2 separate regions of the Homo sapiens genome follow, and region 1 is linked to region 2. A link is a loop called in an ENCODE intact Hi-C map of the cell type or tissue named here. Cell type or tissue: CD4-positive, alpha-beta T cell. All regions are shown on one strand. Links, peaks and the distances in the headings refer to the core of each region. The heading gives the core; the rest is flanking DNA.

Region 1 (5,376 bases), core at 280-5,279, 160 kb after region 2:
CTTCTTTGTCTCTTTTGATCTTTGTTGGTTTAAAGTCTGTTTTATCAGAGACTAGAATTGCAGCCCCTGCTTTTTTTTTGTTTTCCATTTGCTTGGTAGATCTTCCTCCATCCCTTTGTTTTGAGCCTATGTGTGTCTCTGCACCTGAGATGGGTCTCCTGAATACAGCACACTGATGGGTCTTGACTCTTTATCCAATTTGCCAATCTGTGTCTGTAGCCATTTACATTTAAGGTTAATATTGTTATGTGTGAATTTTATCCTGTCATTATGATGTTAGCTGGTTATTTTGCTCGTTAGTTGATGCAGTTTCTTCCTAGCATCAATGGTCTTACAATTTGACATGTTTTCACGGTGGCTGATATCAGTTGTTCCTTTCCATGTTTAGTGCTTCCTTCAGGAGCTCTTGTAGGGCAGGCCTGGTGGTGACAAAATCTCTCAGCATTTGCTTGTCTGTAAAGGATTTTATTTCTCCTTCACTTATGAAGCTTAGTTTGGCTGGATATGAAATTCTGGGTTGAAAATTCTTTTCTTTAAGAATGTCAAATATTGGTCCCCACTCTCTTCTGGCTTGTAGAGTTTCTGCCAAGAGATCTGCTGTTAGTCTGATGGGCTTCCCTTTGTGAGTAACCCGACCTTTCTCTCTGGCTGACCTTAACATTTTTTCCTTCATTTCATCTTTGGTGAATCTGATGATTATGTGTCTTGGAGTTGCTCTTCTTGAGGAGTATCTTTGTGGCATTCTCTGTATTTCCTGAATTTGAATGTTGGCCTGCCTTGCTAGGTTGGGGAAGTTCTCCTTGATAATATCCTGAAGAGTGTTTTCCACTTGATTCCATTCTCCCCATCACTTTCAGGTACACCAATCAGACGTAGATTTGGTCTTTTCACATAGTCCTATATTTCTTGGAGGCTTTGTTCATTTCTTTTTACTCTATTTTCTCTAAACTTCTCTTCTCGCTTCATTTCATTCATTTGATCTTCAATCACTGACACCCTTTCTTCCAGTTGATCAAATCGGCTAGTGAAGCTTGTGCATGCATCACGTAGTTCTCATGCCATAGTTTTCAGCTCCATCAGGTCATTTAAGGTCTTCTCTACGCTGTTTATCCTAGTTAGCCATTCATCTAATCTTTTTTGAAGGTTTTTAGCTTCTTTGCCATGGGTTCAAACTTCCTCCTTTAGCTCGGAGGAGTTTGTTATTACTGCTTGTCTGAAGCCTTCCTCTCTCAACTAGTCAAAGTCATTCTCCGTCCAGCTTCATTCCATCGCTGGCGAGGAGCTGCATTCCTTTGAAGGAGAGGAAGCGCTCTGATTTTTAGAATTTTCAGCTTTTCTGCTCTGGTTTCTCCCCATCTTTGTGGTTTTATCTATCTTTGGTCTTTGATGATGGTGACGTTCAGATGGGGTTTTGGTGTGGATGTCCTTTCTGTTTGTTAGTTTTCCTTCTAACAGTCAGGACCTCAGCTGCAGGTCTGTTGGAGTTTGCTGCAGGTCCACCAGTGGAGGCTGCAGAACAGCAAATATTGCAGAACGGCAAATGTTGCTGTCTGATCGTTCCTCCTGGAAGCTTCATCTCAGAGGGGCACTGGGCCATATGAGGTATCAGTCAGCCCCTACTGGGAGGTGCCTCCCAGTTAGGCTACTCGGGGGTCAAGGACCCATTTGAGGAGGCAGTCTGTCCATTCTGACATCTCAAACTCCGTACTGGGAGAACCACTACTCTCTTCAAAGCTCAGTTGGAAATGCAGAAATCACCCGTCTTCTGCATCGCTCACCCTGGGAGCTGTAGACTGGAGCTGTTCCTATTCGGCCATCTTGGAACCCCTCCCAGGTATCCCTTTTATACAGTGATTTCCATTTCTTTAGACAAATATCTAGTGGTGGGATACCTGGATCATATAGTAATTCTATTTTTATTTTTTTTTTAGAAACCTCCATACTGTATTAGTAAATGGCTGTACTAATTTACATTCCACCAACAGTGTATAAGAGTTTCCTTTTCTCTGGCTGGGCATGGTGGCTCACTCCTGTAATCCCAGCACTTTGGGAGGCCGACTAGGGCAGGTCACTTGAGGTCAGGAGTTCAAGACCAGCCTGGCCAACATGGTGAAACCCCATCTCTACTAAAATACACACACACAAAAATAGCTGGGTGTGGTGGCAGACACCTGTAATCCCAGCTACTCAGGAGGCTGAGGCAGGATAATCACTTGAACCCAGGAGGCAGGGGTTGCTGTGAGCTGAGTTCACATCATTGTACTCCACCCTGGGCAATAGAGTGAGACTCCGTCTCAAAAAACAAAAAAAAAGATTTCTCTTTTCTCTGCAGCATCACCAGCATTTATTTTTTCTTTCTTTCAGCCATTCTAACCAGGGTGAGATGACATTTCATTGTGCTTTTGATTTTCATTTCCCTGATGATTAGCGATATTGAGCATTTTTCATATACCTGTTGGTCATTTGTATATCTTCTTTTCAGAAATATCTATTCAATTTATAGACCACCTTTTAGTTGGATGATTTGAGTTTTTGCTGTTGAGTTGTTTGTGTTCCTTGTATACTCTGGATATGTCTCTTGTCAGATGAATAGTTTGCAAAGATTTTCTCCTATTCTACAGGCTGTCTCCTCACTCTGCTGATTGTTTACTTTTCTGGGCAGGAACTTTTCGGTTTAATATATTGCCACTTGTCTATATGTTTGTTGCCTGTGCTTTTGAAGTCTTAGCCATGAAATCTTTGCCTAAACTAATGTCCTAAAGCATTTCTCCTATGTTTTCTTTTAGTGGTTTTCTAGTTTGGGTCTTACAGCCTTTAATCCATTTTTAGTTGATTTTTTGTGTGGTGAGAAATAGGCATCTGGTTTCATTCTTCTGCATACGGATATTCAGTTTTCCCAGCACCATTTATTGAGGACATTGTCCTTTCCCCAATGTATGTTCTTGGCACTTTGTCAAAAATCAGTTGGTTGTAAATATACGGATTTATGTCTGGGTTCTCTATTGTGTTCCATTAGTCTATGTTTCCCCTTTCATACCAATGCCACTCTGTTTTGGTTTCTATAGCTTTGTTGTATATTTTGAAGTTAGGAAATGTGATGCCTCTACATTTGTCATTTTTGCTCAGCATTGCTTTGGCTATTTGGGATATTTTGGTTCTATATGAATTTTAGAATTCTTTTTCTGTTTCTGTGAAAAATGTCATTGATATTTTGATAGGGATTGCATTGATTCTATAGATTGCTTTGGGTAGTATGCTAATTTTAACATTATTAATTATTCCAATACATGAGCATGGGATGTCTTGACACTTGTTTGTTTCCTTTTCAATTTCTTTCATTGCCTTTTTTTTTTTTTAAGAGATAGGGTCTTTCTATGTTGCCCAGGCTGGATTCAAACTCCTGGGCTCAAGTGATCCTTTCATCTCTGTATCTGGGACTACAGGTGCACCACCACACCAGGCTCATTGCAAGAGATATGGAGAAATATTTCCCTAGGACCTGAGTATTGTTAGATAAGACTGCAGGTTTTTTAGATTACAAATTGCTCCATGTCAACACTGAGAACCAGATGACAAGTGACAGAGGTACCCATGTGTCCTTAAAAAATTCTTTTGTGGGTATAGATGTAATATATGGGGCCACTACCAACTCAGTACTACTTTACACAAAATGATTGATATGGAATTGTTTGGATAATATGATGTCTAACTCCAGAAGGTAGAGACTTTGGTTAAGAATTTCAAGGGAGAGATTTCTTTCCTTTTAATTTTTTCCACCAAGATCCAAAGCCTCCACAGATATGCCTCTTCATCATTCTTGCCAGGCAGGTTTTAGTTTTCCTAATTTACTCAATGAATGTGGTGTCTTTCGGAAATCTCTACTTTGTGTAAGAATTGTCAAGCTAATTAAGCCTGTGTGCTTGGTTAGCACCCCTATCTTTATTGAAGCACTTATCACAATAGCTAAGATATGGAATCAATCTAAATGTCCACCAACAGATAATGGATAAAGAAAATGCATTATGTATACACAATGGAATACTATTCAGTCGTTAAAAAAATAAAACCATGTCATTTGTGGCAAATGGATGAGCCTGGAGAACATTGTGTTAAGCGAAATAAGTCAGGCACAGAAAGATAAATACTACATGTTCTCCCTCAGATGTGGGAACTAAAAGAAATTAACAAAATGGGCAAAGAAATTAACACAATCTTACATCTTTTAGCAAACTAGGAATTAGAGGATATGTCTTTTGAGTGATTAAGTGCATATGCCACAAACTTTGACTCAATTCCGTGTTGAATACTTTTCCCCTAAGATCAGGGACTGGCAAACTATGTCTACATCTCTACTTTTTCTCAACATTTTACTGGAGGTTGTAGCAAATATAAGGGTAAGAAATAAAAATAAAAGGCATACAGGATAAAAAGGAAGAAGCAAAACTCTCTTTGTTCATAGAAAACATGACTGTGAACATAGAATATCCTAAGGAATTCACAAAGAAACTATTAAAAGTAAAGAGTGAATTTAGCAAAGTTCTAGCATACAAGGTGAATATATAAAAATCAACTGTATTTTCCAGTGGTGAATACTGAAAACTAAAATGTAAAAGATACCATTTACGATAGCATACAAAAAACTTATAAAACACATAAGGATAAATTAGTAAATACTGTACAAGACTTATACACTGAAAATCACAAAAGAGGCAAATTTTTCTGTAAAGGACCAGATAGTAGATATTATAGGCTCTGAAGATTGCATATGGTCTCTGTTGCATATTTTCCTCTGTTTTTCTTCCTTTTTTCCTTTCCTCTTTTCTACAAACTTTGAAAACTCTTATCACCATTCTAAGGTTATTGGCATTACAGAAACAGACTGGAAAGAATTCAGCTCATGAACTGTAATTTGTCATTCCCAACCACAAAATAGTCTCTGAGAGAAAATTAAAGCATTCTAAAGGCCGGGCGCGGTGGCTCACGCTTTTGGGAAGCTGAGGTAGGTGGATCACCTGAGGTCAGGAGTTCGAGACCAGCCTGACCAACGTGGTGAAACCCAGTGTCTACTAAAAATACAAAATTAGCTGGGCATAGTGGTGCATGCCTGTAGTCCCAGCTACTCGAGAGGCTGAGGCAGGATAATCACTTGAACCCGGGAGGTGGAGGCTATAGGGAGCTGAGATTGCACTATTGCACTCCAGCCTGGGCAACAAGAGTGAAACTCTGTCCAAAAAAAAAAAAGAGTTCTAAATATAAGGAACTATTTACCATCCTGATAGAGTACACTATTTGATATCAGTAAATTGCCAATTTCAGCCAGGATCCTAAAAAGTAGGTCTATGGAATTGTCACAAGAGATGTTGGTGTCCTTGGAGC
Region 2 (5,376 bases), core at 318-5,317:
CTTCCTCACCCCTCCCCTGCACCTGGGTAACCTCAGCCTCTCCTTCATGCGCCCGCTGACCTGTGAACTTGCACTGCTGTAGGAAGCCCTGGAGGAAGGGCGAGTCCGAGAAGAGCATCTGCTGGAGCCGCTCAGCGCCCACATGGAAGACAGAGTTGATGAGGAGGCGGCCGGAGAGGTCGGGAAGCAGGGCAGCCAAGTCCGCTGGAGACAGAGGAGAGCCGAGGATGATGACTGCCTCCACTCCTCCCTCCCTCTGCGGGCCACGCCTCCCCACTCCCAGGCCTTGTAGTGTGCATGGGCGGACCCCACCTCCTGGAGCACAGCTGGACACTGACACAGAGCCCTCCTGTGACTCAGGGATGGGTTGAGGGTGGGCACGTGCTCCAGGCCCAGACAGACAGCCACTGTGCTTGGTTCTGGGTGGAGAACACACCTAGGCCCTGAGATTTAAATCACAGGGATTCATTACCAGATAGCACGCCTCCTGGGAGCATCAACCTAGGGGCACAGCAATTGGTTCAGGGGTGAGTGGGTGGCCCAGGTCTATCCGATCAACCACAGTGATTGGTTCAGGGGCAGGCACACTCTCAAGTTGGCCCAATCAGAGCCAACCCTAGGGTGTCCGCTGTAGACACTAGGAAAAATAGGCTGCTCTCTCTCATTGGGCTGGTCTGGGGCAGGGCTGAGGCCATCTCTGCCCCATAAGAGACAAGAATAGAGGCTAGCTGAAAATTAGTGGAGAGAGAAAATGAATACAATAATGATAATAGAAATACTAATAGTCAATGCTTACTAACTGGCCCAAGTGCTTTAAATGTATGAAATCACTTAATTCTCTCCCTTTGTTCGTTTTAGAGACAGGGTCTCGCTCTGTTGCTCAGGCCGAAGTGCAGTGGTGCAATCATAGCTCACTGCAGCCTCCAACTCCTGGGCTCAAGCGATCCTCCTGCCTCAGCCTCCCCAGTAGCTGAGACTACATAGGGTGCATGACCCCATGCCTGGCTAATTTTTAAATTTTTTGTAAAGACAGGGGTCTCACTATGTTGCCCAGGCTTGTCTCAAACTCTTGGCCTCATGTGATCCTCTTGCCTTGGTCTGCCAAGTAGCTGGTACTATAGGTGTGCACCACCACACCTAGTTTTTTCTTTTTTTTCTTTTTTGTACAAAACGGGGTCTTGCTTTGCTGCCCAGGCTGTTCTCCAACTCTTGGCCTCTAGCAATCCTTCCTACCTTGGCCTCCCAAAGTGCTGGGATTACAGGTGTGAGCCATCACACCCAGCCTCATTTATAGTCTCTTAACAACAATCCTATGAAGTGGGTATTATCATTGTTAACCCCATTTTCAGAGGAGGAAAGCAAGCTCAGAGAAGTTACATAATTTGCCCACGTGACATGGTCAGGAAGTGGTGTGACCAGGATGTGAACCGCGGCAAGCTGCCTTCAGTCTGTGCTTGTGTTCACCCTGCCATGCTGCCTTCAAAACAGAGTAAAGACAGAGATTTCTAGCAACAGCGCCTGAACGCCATCCCGCCTGCCCCTGGATTCTCAGTGCTGCGGGCGAATCCATCCCCTCTTGCTTAAGACTGAGCGAGGCTTGCAAGTACCGGAGGCGAATGAATTGGGCCCGCCTGCCTCACCTTCCTCCCCAGTGGATGAAGAGGAGTTACTTGTGTCTGTCAATAGCTCCTCACTGGGCAGCAGATCCAAGGGGCCCAGGGTGGTGGGCCCGTCAGGCTGGGTGGGCTCTGTGCTCGGGGGTTCAGCCACCGGGGTCACTGTCTGGCTGGAGGAGGCGTCTGGCTGGCTGTCTACCTGCTCCTCCTTGTCCTCCTCTGCCTGTGGAGAAAGGCCCGATGCAGCCTTGGCCACCTCCATCCCAGCCCCAGGGCTCCCAAGTCCACACTGGCCACAAGGATTCCAGAGCCTGTGCAGACCCGGGGTGGTGTGTGCACCGAGGGCTCACGGCTGAGCTGCGAGCAGCCTGGGGCCACCCAGATGAGGGCCCCTCTCAGCCCCTGCCAGGCTTGTCTCAGATGCCTGAGCCATAAGCTTTCTTACCTGTCCTGTCCGTCTGTCTGTCTGCTGCTTCATCTATCCACCCATCTCCCATCCCTTCTGTCTCTCATCCTTTCTGTCTGTCCCCTCTCTTCCCTGTCTCTCTTTCCCTGTCACATGTCCGTCTTCCCCTCCCTGTCCTGTTCCTCCATCCAGGCCTCCCCTGTCCCCCTATCCATTCCCCTCCAAATCTGTCAGGCTGTTCTTCTCCCACTGCACCCCCAGCCCTCCTCTCTCTTCCTATCAGTATCCCACCCCTCTTCCAACCCACCGCTCACCCCATGGTCTGCGTCGCTGCTGGCTCGGGAAAGGTTGGGCGTGACATGGCCACGGCGCGAACCCACTGGGCTTGGCTCCTGGCTGCGGTCAGCTGCCCCCGAGGAGGTGATGTCGCTCAGGGCGATCACATCTCCCACTTCCTTGGGGGTCCTGTGGGAAAGGGGAGGAAGCGGGACTGCTGTGTCCTTGAGACCCCATACACCCTCCTGAATCCTCCAGACGTCATACAACCATCTCAGGCCCCCCAGCACTCCAGGAACTCTGCACGCCGACCGTCCTGTTCTCCCCCGAACCCTTCAACCTCCTTTGACCTCCAACTCACCCCAGACCGTTCAGCTGCAAGGGGGAGACATAGTCCTCATCCTCACTGGTGAGGCCCAGCTCTGAGCCGTAGCACTGATGCACCAGGTGCCAGAGCTCGCGGGGACTCAGCGTCTGGGGAGGCGGGACCTGGGGTTGGCCTCCATCTCACCCCAGCCAGAGCCCGGCCCGCCAGATTCCCCACCAGCCCTCGGCCTCCGCAGTTCCCCTGGCTTCCACAAGGAGGCAGCCACGATCTCCCGCACCAGACCTGGCCTCAGCAAGCGGGGAATCCCCTGCTACAGCCCCTCCAGGGCCTGCGCCCAGGACTCAAACTTCCTGCTTCCCAAGTCCCCACAATACTCTGGCCAGAGAATGTTCCCATTTTTTTTATATCTTTTTTTGTTTGTTTTTTGGAGATGGAGTCTGGCTCTGTCGCTCAGGCTGGAGTGCAGTGGTGTGATCTCAGCTCACTGCAACCTCTCCCTCCTGGGTTCAAGCGATTCTCCTACCTCAGCTTCCCAAGGAGCTGGGATTACAGGTGCGTGCTACCACGCCCAGCTAATTTTTGCAATTTTAGTAGAGACGGGGTTTCACCATGTTGGCCAGGCTGGTCTCGAACTCCTGACCTCGTGGGCACCACGATCCGCCCGTCTTCGTCTACCAAAGTGCTGGGATTACAGGCATGAGCCACCGTGCCCAGCCATGAATGTTCCCATCTTTACAGAGCATACGGAGTCCCAGGAAGGGGAAGTCATGTAGGGAAAGTCATGTGTTCAAGGTCACCAAGTGACTTGGTCAAGCCCTGCCAGACTCCAGGGCTGAGTCTCCCATGCCTATGCCATCGTGGCCCCCCGAATCTTTTCCCAGGTGTCCTCGGGAGCCTTGAGCTTTCAGCCACCCATGGCCAGAGTGGCTGAATGACAGTGATGACAGTTAACAGTAAGTGATGATAGCAGCAGACATTTGCCACCTGGTCAACTAGGTGCATTCTTCTAACCACTTTACAGATGTACTAACTCACTGTATCTTCAAAACCATCTGGAAAGTAGGTGCTAACCTCATCATCCTTTTAAGACAATGGTGCTGAGAAGTGCAAGGTGACATGCTGGGGTCCAGCCAGGAAGTAGCAGTGCTGAGATGTGACCCCAGGGGAGCTGGTCTACAGCCGGGGGGCAGAGGGGGTGGCGAGGGAGCTAACCGCTGGGCTACTCTGCTCATAAGAGCTGACATGACTGAGTACTTATTCTGGGCAAAATTCTGGGTGCTGTGAAGTGGGGATGGCCCCCATTTGACAGATGGGGTTCAATCACTTGCCCCAGGGGATGGGGCTGGAATCCCGGGGCTCTGCCCTGTCCTCCTTAGGGCCTGACTGTGCGCTGTCCCTCTCTCAGGATGCTGAATGGGACCCTCAGCACTCCTGCCTGCTCCAGGGACATCGGAGCCTCTGAGAAGGCAGCGCGTGAGTGCCGCTCAGCCGGAGGATGGGGCTGGGGCTCTCTGAGGTGCTGTGGACCAGCCATAGCCGGCATCCTGTGATGACCTCCCAGCCTCTATCCACACTCCCCCGCTGCCAGTGGAACCTGGATGTCCTTCAGGGTGAAAATCATTCCCAGCCCCAGGGAAGAATTACGACGGTTTACACCAATTCATGTCCCTTTGCCAGAGACTCAGCTTCGGGGTCAGGTGGGGCCCAGGGAGGAGCTGCAGGGGCACTGGGCCTGGTGCCCATGGAGAAGAGCCAGGGCTGCCTCCAGCTCCGCAAGTTCTGGGGTCCCTGGCTCCATGGTCCCCCTGGAAACCCCCCATCCCCACCCGGGCCTCACCCAGGCCCACCTTTTCAAGCAGTGCATTCTGCCAGAGGCGGAAGATGAGGAGGAAGCAGCGGTCACGGGCCCCAAAGGAAGTGAAGAAATGCTGTCAGGGAGAGAGAGAGAGAGAGGTGTGAGCAGGTTGGGGAGCGACCAGGACAGAGGTGGGGAAGCGCCACCCTCATCTGCGCTGACGCCACATCTTTGGCCCCATGAATCCACTAATTCACCCCTGCATTAGTTCCACAAAACGTCTGTCCTGCGCCCGGCCCTGCCCTGGACAATTCCAGAATCACTGGGATGGGGAGACGACCCCTGGCCCTGTCCTTGGAGCTCCCAGTCCAAGGAGGGGACAGATGCATCTCTAGACAGGGTCAGCCCAGAGGGGCTGGGATGTGATGGGGGGAGCCCAGGGAACTTGCCCAGCCTCCTTTGCCACTAAGAATGGTCAGTTGATCCTTTTTTTTTTTTTTTTTTTGAGACAGGGTCTGGCTTTGTCACCCAGGCTGGAGTGCAGTGGCATGATCACGGCTCACTGCAGCCTCAACCTCCTGGGCTCAAGCCATCCTCCTGTCTCAGCCTCCTGAGTGAGTAGCTGGGACTACAGGTGCGTGCCACCACACCTGGTTAATTTTTTGCTTTTTAAGAGACAGGGTCTCACTATGTTGCCCAGGCTAGCCTCAACCTCCTGGGCTCAAGCAATCTTCCTGCCTCAGCCTCCCCAAAATGCTAGGGTTACAGGCATGAGCCACTACACCTGGCCAGATCCACTTTTAACCAACAAAACACAAAGAGAAGTCTGCTGGGAAGTGTCCCCCACACCTGTCCCCCTTCTTGTTGGACCGCTGGTGAGAAAGCCATCTTGCAACCAACGGACATGAGGCCACAATGACAGGGACAGGACACAACATCGGGGAGACTTACGAAG

Evidence for each region. Peaks named below come from ENCODE experiments on the same cell type or tissue, not always from the same donor. Only the 100,000 strongest peaks of a DNase experiment are listed, where the experiment ranks them.
Region 1: it touches region 2 in a loop (2.6-fold over the local background); 5 of 110 quality-filtered maps call a loop at or near these places.

Annotation. Positions count from the first base shown.
Region 1 is chr19:34,854,354-34,859,729 of GRCh38, reverse strand. All of the region lies in intron 2 of LINC03049 (long intergenic non-protein coding RNA 3049), which reads left to right. Among named protein-coding and RNA genes, the nearest start is that of LINC03049, 3.6 kb to the left of the region's middle. In CD4-positive, alpha-beta T cell, for the core only: no CTCF peak of the experiment used is centred there; no DNase peak of the experiment used is centred there.
Region 2 is chr19:35,010,652-35,016,027 of GRCh38, reverse strand. It overlaps GRAMD1A (GRAM domain containing 1A), which reads right to left. Exons shown (of 20, transcript NM_020895.5): 7 at 4,474-4,554; 8 at 2,660-2,772; 9 at 2,337-2,487; 10 at 1,641-1,839; 11 at 61-204. Among named protein-coding and RNA genes, the nearest start is that of GRAMD1A, 13 kb to the right of the region's middle. RefSeq lists an enhancer at 3,073-3,152. In CD4-positive, alpha-beta T cell, for the core only: CTCF peaks have their summits at 2,674 and 2,874 (motif pointing right); DNase peaks (open chromatin) are centred at 1,407, 2,857 and 4,567; H3K4me3 peaks cover 1,529 bases; H3K27ac peaks cover 4,177 bases.